Regions from separate parts of the Homo sapiens genome. Here region 1 is linked to region 2. The links are chromatin loops, found by intact Hi-C in ENCODE. Cell type or tissue: endothelial cell of umbilical vein. All regions are shown on one strand. Each heading gives the region's core, and the rest is flanking DNA. Links, peaks and the distances in the headings are about the cores only.

Region 1 (4,402 bases), core at 172-4,171, 720 kb before region 2:
AGAATAGCATGAAGGTAACTGCTCCCATGATTAAATTGCCTTCCACAGTGTCCCTCCCATGACACATGGGGATTATGGGAACTATAATGCAATATGAGATTTGGGTGGGGACACAGCCAAACCACATCATTCTACCCCTGGCCCCTCCAAAATCTCATGTCCTCATATTTCAAAACACAGTCATGCCCTTCCAACAGTCCCCCAAAGTCTTAACTCATTCCAGCATTAACTCAAAAGTCCAAGTCCAAAGGCTTAATCTAAGACAAGGCAAGTCCCTTCCACCTATGAGCCTGTAAAATCAAAAGCAAGTTAGTTATGTCCTAGATACAATGGGGTTACAGACATTGGGTAAATACACCCATTCCAAATGAGAGAAATTGGGCAAAACAAAGGGGCTATAGGCCCCATGCAAGTCCGACATCCAATAGGGCAGTGATTAAAACTTAAAGTTTCAAAATTATGTCCTTTTACTCCATGTCTCACATCCAGGTCATGCTGATGCAAGAGATGGGCTCCCACAGCCTTGGGCAGCTCTGCCCCTGTGGCTTTGCAGGGTACAGCTCCCCTGCTCCCTGGCTGCTTTCATGGGCTGGCATTGAGTGTCTGTGGCTTTTCCAGATGCACAGTGCAAGGTGTCAGTGGATCTACCATTCTGGGGTCTGGAAGACAATGGCCCTCTTCTCACAGCTCCACTATGCAGTGTCCCAGTAGGGACTCTGTGTGGGGGCTCCAACCCCACATTTCCCTTCTGCACTGCCTTAGCAGAGGTTCTCCATGAAGGCTCCACCCCTGCAGCAAACTTTTGGCTGGACATCCAGGCATTTCCATACATCCTCTGAAATCTAGGCAGAGGTTCTCAAACCTCTATTCTTGACTTCTGTGCACCCACAGGCTCAACACCAAATGGAAACCACCAAGGCTTGGAGCTTGCACCCTCTGAAGCAAATGCCTGAGCTGTACGTTGGCCCCTTTTAGCCACAGCTGGAGCCGAAGCAACTGGGACACAGAGCACCATGCTATGAGGCTGCATACAGCAGGGGGCGCCCTGGGCCCAGCCCAGGAAACCATTTTTCCCTCCTAGTGCTCCAGGCCTATGATAGGAGGGGCTGCTATGAAGGTCTCTGACATCCCCTGGAGATGGTTTGCCCCATTATCTTGGTGAATAACATTTGGCTCCTCATTACTTATGCAAATTTACACAGCAGGCTTGAATTTCTCCCCAGAAAATGAGTATTTCTTTTCTATCACATCATCAGGCTGCAAATTTTCCAAACTTTTATGCTCTGCTTCCTCTTGAACACTTTGCTGCTTAGAAATTTCTTCTGTCAAATACCCTAAATCATCTCTCTCAAGTTCAAAGTTCCACAGATCTCTAGGGCAGGGGCAAAATGCTGCCAGTCTCTTTGCATAGTAAGAGTGACCTTTACTCCAGTTCCCAACAAGTCCCTCATCTTCATCTGAGATCACCTTAGCCTGGACTTCATTGTCCATATCACTATCAGCATCTTGGTCAAAGCTATTCAACAAGTCTCTAGGAAGTTCCAAACTTTCCCACATTTCCCTGTCTTCTTCTGAGCCCTCCAAATTGTTCCAACCTCTGCCTGTTACCCAATTCCAAAGTCACTTCCACATTTTCCGGTATCCTTTTAGTGGCACCCCACTCTCTGTGGTACCAATTTACTCCATTAGTCTGTTCTCAGGCTTCTATGAAGAAAAGAGGTTTAATTGACTCACAGTTCCACATGGCTGGGGAGGCCTCCAGAAATATACAGTCATGGCAGAAAGGGAAGCAAACACGTCCTTCTTCACATGATGGCAACAAGGAGAAGTGCCGAGCAAAAGGGGGAAAAGCCCCTTATAAAACCATCAGATGTCATGAGAACTCACCACTATCACAAGAACAGCATGAGGGTAAGCGCCCTCATGATTAAATTACCTCCCACTGGGTCCCTCCCGTGGCACCTGGGGATTATAGGAACTACAATTCAAGATGATATTTGGGTGGGGACACAGCCAAACCACATCAGGAGTCTTACTCTTATCATGTTAATTCTGGAACTAAGTGCTTCATCCATGTGTATGATAGAAAACACCAGAGCAAGCTTCATAGCTTCATTCACAGAACAAAAGAAAAAAAAAAAAGATGGATCCACAATCTAATGCTTTGCCAGCACAGTAGTATGCTATTTTTCTAGAGTAAATATAGAGTGCCTTTTTTGTGCCAAGCATGGTGTTAAGTGAACTCATTAAATACTATAAAATCCTCAAACATAGGAACTAAGACAATCCCATTTTAAATATGAGGCAATAAAGGCTCAAATAGGTTAAGTGATTTGCCCCAGTAGAGCTTCTCCAATGTGGTTCCAAAGCATATAGAGTCCCCTGTATTCATCCACTCCCAGTATAAGCTTCCCCTGTATATACATGCTTTTAAGGCACATAAGGAAAGACAGAGACCGGTCTACAGACATCACAATTAAGGCTCCTGGTCTGACGCTGATTAGGAAAAGCCCCAGGCAGGTGTGGAAAAGCAGAGCTGAACTAAACTGTGCCTAGAAAACACAGACAGATTCACTCACTGGTTCAGCAATAGATTGGAAACCCAGGGGTTGTTAGTTCTCCTTAAAGCTTTGTTTGAGCACAGATGTGACCCTGATCTTACTAGTGAACCATCCTGGCCTCAGTTTTCTCATCCGTGACTTAGAAATGGAGACTTCAAATACTTGGAAACATAGCCAAGTGACAGGAAATTTCCAGAGCCCAGACTCTCACACTTTAAGTATAACAACACATAGTTTTGTGTAGAGGTAAGTATGTGCTTGTGAAATAATAATATATTAGTCTTTGTCCCTGGTTCCTGGCATAAAGCTTCTAAAACTCTTGTAATTTCCCAGGTGACAGGAGCATCTTTTATTCTAATGAGGTGTCTTGGTGGGCTCCTGCATGGGGGCTGGTCACCAGAAAGACCAAGGCATGATTAGGAGCTTGGAACTTTCAACCCCACTCCCAGCCCCTTCTCCAGAGAGGGAGGGAAGAGGGGCTAGAAATTGAGTTAGTAATTGTTCATACCTACATGACAAAGCCTCCATAAAAATTCCAAAAGTATGCGGTTCTGGAGAGCTTCCAGGTTGGTGAGCAAGGACACATTAGCATGCTGGGAGGGTGGCTGCACCCCAACTCTACAGAGACAGAAGCTCCTGTGCTCAAGATCTCTCTGAACCTTGCCCTATGTATCTCTTCATCTGGCTTTCCATTTACATTCTTTACAATATCCTTTGTAATAAATAAGTAACAGTAAGTAAACTCTTTTCCTGGAGTCTGTGAACTGCTCTTGCAAATGGAACCTGAAAATGGGGTCATGCAAACCTCTGATTTTTACCAAGTCAGACAGAAGTTGTAGGTAACTTGAAAACTTACTACCTGTCATTGGTTTCTGAAGTTGGGTGAGGGAAGTCTTATGGGACTGAACCCTTAACCTGTGAGGTCTGCACTAACTCTGGTCAGTGTCAGCTTGAATTGTGGGATACCTAGCTAGTGTCAGAGAATTGCTTGCTGTGGGAGAGGCACCCACATATTTGTTCACAGAAGTGTTCTGTGTTGAGTTTTGAAAGTATAGTAAGAGAAAAAAACTGTGTTTTTTTTCTATTCAATGATCTATGCAGAAACATAGACCAAAGACCTAGAAATACTATTCCCCTTTTAGGAAAAAAAAGTAATTTACCAAGTTTTTCCTCTGCTAAAAAATGTCATTTTGATGGATATGGCTAAATAGAACATTGAAGGAATGAAAAGTTCTGTCATTTTTTGGAGTAAACTTTTAGAAGTTCCTTTGTTTCCAAATGTAGTCAAAGTAATGTGGTTTTAATAAATATGAAGCTAATAATATAGCATTATTTTGAGCTTATGAATTGTTAAGCTTATTTTTTGTAATGATTAATGATGAATCATTTTATAAAGCTTGGGTGATTCATCAACAGAGCAGCATGCCTTTAAAACAGGTGTTCTGGGAATTTCACAAACTCTGAATTACAAAGTTTTTTTATTCTCTGTAATTTGGGAATTTCCAAGTCACCTGCAAATAGGAATAGAGACAAAGTAGGAGGCATCTACTCTCAGCTCCCCACACTACTTCCATCTTCATGGGATCTTAATAAATTCAGCTATAACAAAATGTAAACTACAAGTAGAGTCCAATTTCAAAAGAGGTCTAGCAGCGTTATCTAAGAGAGATTGTGTAGCTTTTATAGCAGTATGTTTCTTTTAAGTGTTTTGTCCCTGCTGTGTTATCTTAAAGGATTTAAAAAAAAAAAAAAAAAAAAAAGACAGTAGCAAAAATGTGTCTGCTCTAGAGCTCAGATGTTTTTTAAAATGTGGACTGCTTCCCTGGAATTATTCTTTAGAA
Region 2 (4,402 bases), core at 321-4,320:
TATACCGATACATGCCCAGTAGAATTCAAAAGACACATTCAAACAAGTACTTGTACAGGAACACTAATAGCAGCACTATTTGCAATAGCCAAAAGGTGGAAACAACCCAGATGTCCATCAACTGATGAACGGATAAACCATCTGTGGTATATCATACAACCGAATACTACTCAGCCATAAAAAGGAATGAAGTATTGATATATGCTACAACACGGATGAACCTTGGAAGCATAAGCTAAGTGAAAGGAACCAGACAAAAAGAACACAGATTATGTAATTCCATTTATATGAAATGTCCAGAATAGACAAATACATAGAAACAGAAAATAGGTTAGTGATTGACAGGGGCAGGGGTTTGAGGATGGAAGATGAGGAGTGACTGCTAATGGGTACAGGTTTCTTGAAAAACAAAAACAAAACCAAGAGAAGATGTATCAGGAAGGTCTTATCAAACATAAAGATGAAGAATGATAATAGCTGAGAGAAAAGGTTAGAAGGTAGGAACTAGAGGCAATAGAGAGAGTAGTTTCAGTAGAGTAACAAACATGGGTACCACACTGCCAGGGGTCAATGAAAGGGCTGGAAAGTAGCAGATGCACTGGATATTGACATCATATTGAAGATGATTGGCCACGAAAATAATAAAATCATTTAAATGTTAGGAAGATAGGCACACTGAAAACAATTCCATGACCATTAAAAAAAATTCTATGAAATATTTTGGCATCCTTATTTCTATAATGCAATTAATTTTCTAATACCTTAAGAAGATTAAAGCAATAATTATGTAAATGACCAAGCTTATATATGACATTGCCACAGCATTTTACATAATACAGCTTTTTAAATTAAAAATTGCAGTTTATAACTTTTCCTATTATTGCTCTGAATCAATTATTTTTTTCCTCAAAATAAAGACCTGGATGTAATTGCAAGAAAAGTTTAGAAAGAAACATAGGGAGACTCAATGTTTACAAGCGCCTCAGCGTGTTGGAAGCTCTGGTTTCTTTTGGCGTCATTGGAATGCTGCTCTTTATGTAAGTCCATTGTGCAGTAATGAATGAAATGGCTACCGATGCTCTCTAAATAAAAGACTCACTCTCCCTCAACAGAAGCAGGTGCTATGGAACAGCTACTGTTTGCACAGCGACTTTCCAGACAAAAACTTTACACAAAAGGAACATACAAATAATTCCTGGGAGGCCTCCTCTGTGAATCTCCAAGACAATAGCCCAGCTGCAGTAACGCCACATGTGCCACTTTTAAGGTCAGTTTGGTATCTGTGCCTTTTTTGTAGCACTACTACAAGTATATTTATAAGGCACATATCACTTAGAATTAGACATTTGAGGTTATATTTTATTACTTGATGAATGTCTTAGTATAAGGTCTTTATTGCAAACAATCTTTTGGCTGTTGGTGCTTACAGTTGTAACACAATTAAGTATTGCTAAGAAGTATCTTTTTAGCACTTTATCACCCACCATATTTTAGATTTATCTATTATTTTAAAAGGTAGCAGTTGCACGTAACTTACTTTGCAAAAGAATTAGATATTCAGCTTATAAAAATATGAAGTGATATGATTGATAATTTAAGAATCCACACTATAAGCCATGTGATTTATAATTTACTTCGGCACATAATTTATAAAAATATTTGTATCTCTATACTTCAATGGTATCCAGCAATTTCTTTAAAATAACCATCAGAATGAATAAAAGGACAGATAAGGCTTAGGTTTCCACCTAAAGTTGTATCAACAGGTTTTCATATTCATTTTGGGACTCCTAAAATTCCTGTAGTACCAGATGTGTACAAAATAAATTATGAGATAAAACAGCAATGCTACCCAGAAAATGAGAGGAAGGAAAATGATTAGAATCACCTGTTTTTTGTTCTTTTAAAATAATGCTAGAATACTGATATGCTATTTTACAAGCATTATCAACAATGCCATTGATACTTAGCAACTCCTCACACAAGACATGCAAAGGCAAATCAGAGCCATTTTAAAGGAAGGCCAAGCAATATATTTTGTTAAACAAACAAACAAAAAAAACTCTATCTTCTACATGTGAGAAAAAGCGATGTTGCTTACAATCCAATAATAAGACAATTATCAGTGTTTCAACAGGAAGTCTGATAGTCTGGATGTAACAAGGACAGGAAGAAGGCAGAACAGCAGTCTTTAACCTAAATTCAGAACTGAAAGATCAAGAGAGCCACCTGCAGTTTGAAATCCAGAAATACGAAAATTCCTCTGACCCTCTATTTAAAGGCATTGTTTCTAGGGATGATTCTCCCAGAGCTCCTGATTAATTTGGACTTGGTTAGGAAAGTACATCACAATATAACTCAGATGTACTGCAAAATAATTATATTATGTTTTCAGTTCTATGATCCTTTCCATCTAAGATTTGTGCTTTCTACTTTTTTTACAATTATATGTTAATGCATTCAACAAATAATCAAAATATATTTATTGAGCATTTACTACATTGGTTACTTTTTATTTCCTAACCAAATGGCAACAGAACTTGTATTATAAATGGTATTTTACTAACAACTATGCAACAATATGAGTCCCCATAAGAACAATCTTCAACTTTTGGGAGCACTATCAAAATATAAACTATCTTGCTTTTTAAAGTGAAGTTTCTACTTTCAAGTTTGGATTACAATGATTCTAAAATGCTTTTATTATCTCTATCCTCAGTTAGGTAACCATAATGTCCTCATGGCCCATATTAAACATACCTTCAAATAAACATATCCATGTTCATATATAAAGTTTTCAGGCAAGAGCACAGACTATTATGAATCAGGGTCTGTTTGGAGTGTTGTAAGGTAATGCCATACTTGGTGTTGATACCTAAGTCTCTACTGGATCCTAGAGTCCAAGGATATCAACATTTAGACAGGAAGAATAGGTTCTTTCCCATTTTCAGCTTTCACAATGGAGGAGAAACTCTTAACTGAGACTTAGGAGAAAGATGGCTGAAACTGTTTATTACTCTGTTCTACCACTTATAAAAATTAATATTACCACATGATTTCTAGACTACTAAAAAGTAATGATTTATTTTAGAGATTATTGCATTCTCAATTGATCTCTGGGTATGTAACTTTTTTTTTGTTTTTTTGTTTGTTTGTTTGTTTGTTTTGTTTTTGAGACGGAGTCTTGCTCTGTCGCCCAGGCTGGAGTGCAGTGGCGCGATCTCGGCCCATTGCAAGCTCCGCCTCCCGGGTTCACGCCATTCTCCTGCCTCAGCCTCCCGAGTAGCTGGGACTACAGGGGCCCGCCACCACGCCCAGCTATTTTTTTTGTATTTTTAGTAGATACGGGGTTTCACCGTGTTAGCCAGGATGGTCTCAATTTCCTGACCTCGTGATCCGCCCGCCTCAGCCTCCCGAAGTGCTGGGATTACAGGCTTGAGCCACCACGCCCGGCTGTAACTCTTTTTTTGTGTGTGAGACAGAGTCTTGCTTTGTCACCCAGGCTGGAGTGCAGTGGCTCAATCGCGGCTCACTGCAACCTCTGCCTCCCGAGTTCAAACGATTCTCCTGTCTCAACCTCAGGAGTAGCTGGGACTACAGGTGCATGCCACCATACCCAGCTAATATTTGTATTTTTAGTAGAGACAGGTTTCACCACGTTGGCAAGGCTGGTCTCAAACTTCTGACCTCAAGTGATCCGCCCACCTCGGCCTCCCAAAGTGCTGGGATTACAGGCGTGAGCCACCGCACCCAGCCTGGGTAGGTAACTCTTAAGTCTGGAGCTAAATCTATCAACACTTCATAAAACCTAACATGATCAAACATCAAGACTGTTGCTACCACAAGCAAACGTTTCCAATACAGTGATATATCGATTTTCTCAGGAATAACAACACTCCGACCCCCATCCAGGATATCAGAAAAATGAAACAGGGAATGGTGTCTAGTCAACAGAAGCCTATTAGCCTTCTTAAGAAGATTTGGTCAGAATTGATGAGTTAATCTGTTTTTAACAGATCAGGTCATTCTCAACTTAGGAAAGACATCAGTTATTTTGAGATGGAAATCAAGAACAGTCAGATTTTATTCTGGCTTTAATGATATGCCTTTCATATTGGCTAGTTGCTTTGTTTCTTTACCTCTTCTAATCAGATCATACTCAGGAGAAATAAATGGAAATATAAGTGAATCTATTCATGTCTGCTACTATAGTATAGCTATGACAAAATTTATGTTTGAACACAAACCCCCAAGCACTAACAGGGTTGAGGGAAAGAGGACAAGCCTTCTTTTGGGTGGAAGAGTGATAAATCACTGACACACACAAAGAGGGTGACTCTTGCCTCCCTAACCTACACAGACTAAAGCATGTCTTTCTCTGATGTGGGAATGATCTGAATCC

Evidence for each region. Peaks named below come from ENCODE experiments on the same cell type or tissue, not always from the same donor. Only the 100,000 strongest peaks of a DNase experiment are listed, where the experiment ranks them.
Region 1: a loop joins it to region 2, with 10 times the contacts of the local background. A loop is called at or near these places in 1 of 110 quality-filtered maps.

What each region holds. Positions count from the first base shown.
Region 1 is chrX:97,739,830-97,744,231 of GRCh38, reverse strand. No RefSeq gene overlaps it. Among named protein-coding and RNA genes, the nearest start is that of ERVFC1, 100 kb to the left of the region's middle. In endothelial cell of umbilical vein, for the core only: no CTCF peak of the experiment used is centred there; no DNase peak of the experiment used is centred there.
Region 2 is chrX:97,024,423-97,028,824 of GRCh38, reverse strand. The region is part of intron 17 of DIAPH2 (diaphanous related formin 2); the gene reads right to left. Among named protein-coding and RNA genes, the nearest start is that of RPA4, 140 kb to the right of the region's middle. RefSeq lists an enhancer at 774-1,376. In endothelial cell of umbilical vein, for the core only: no CTCF peak of the experiment used is centred there; a DNase peak (open chromatin) is centred at 2,174.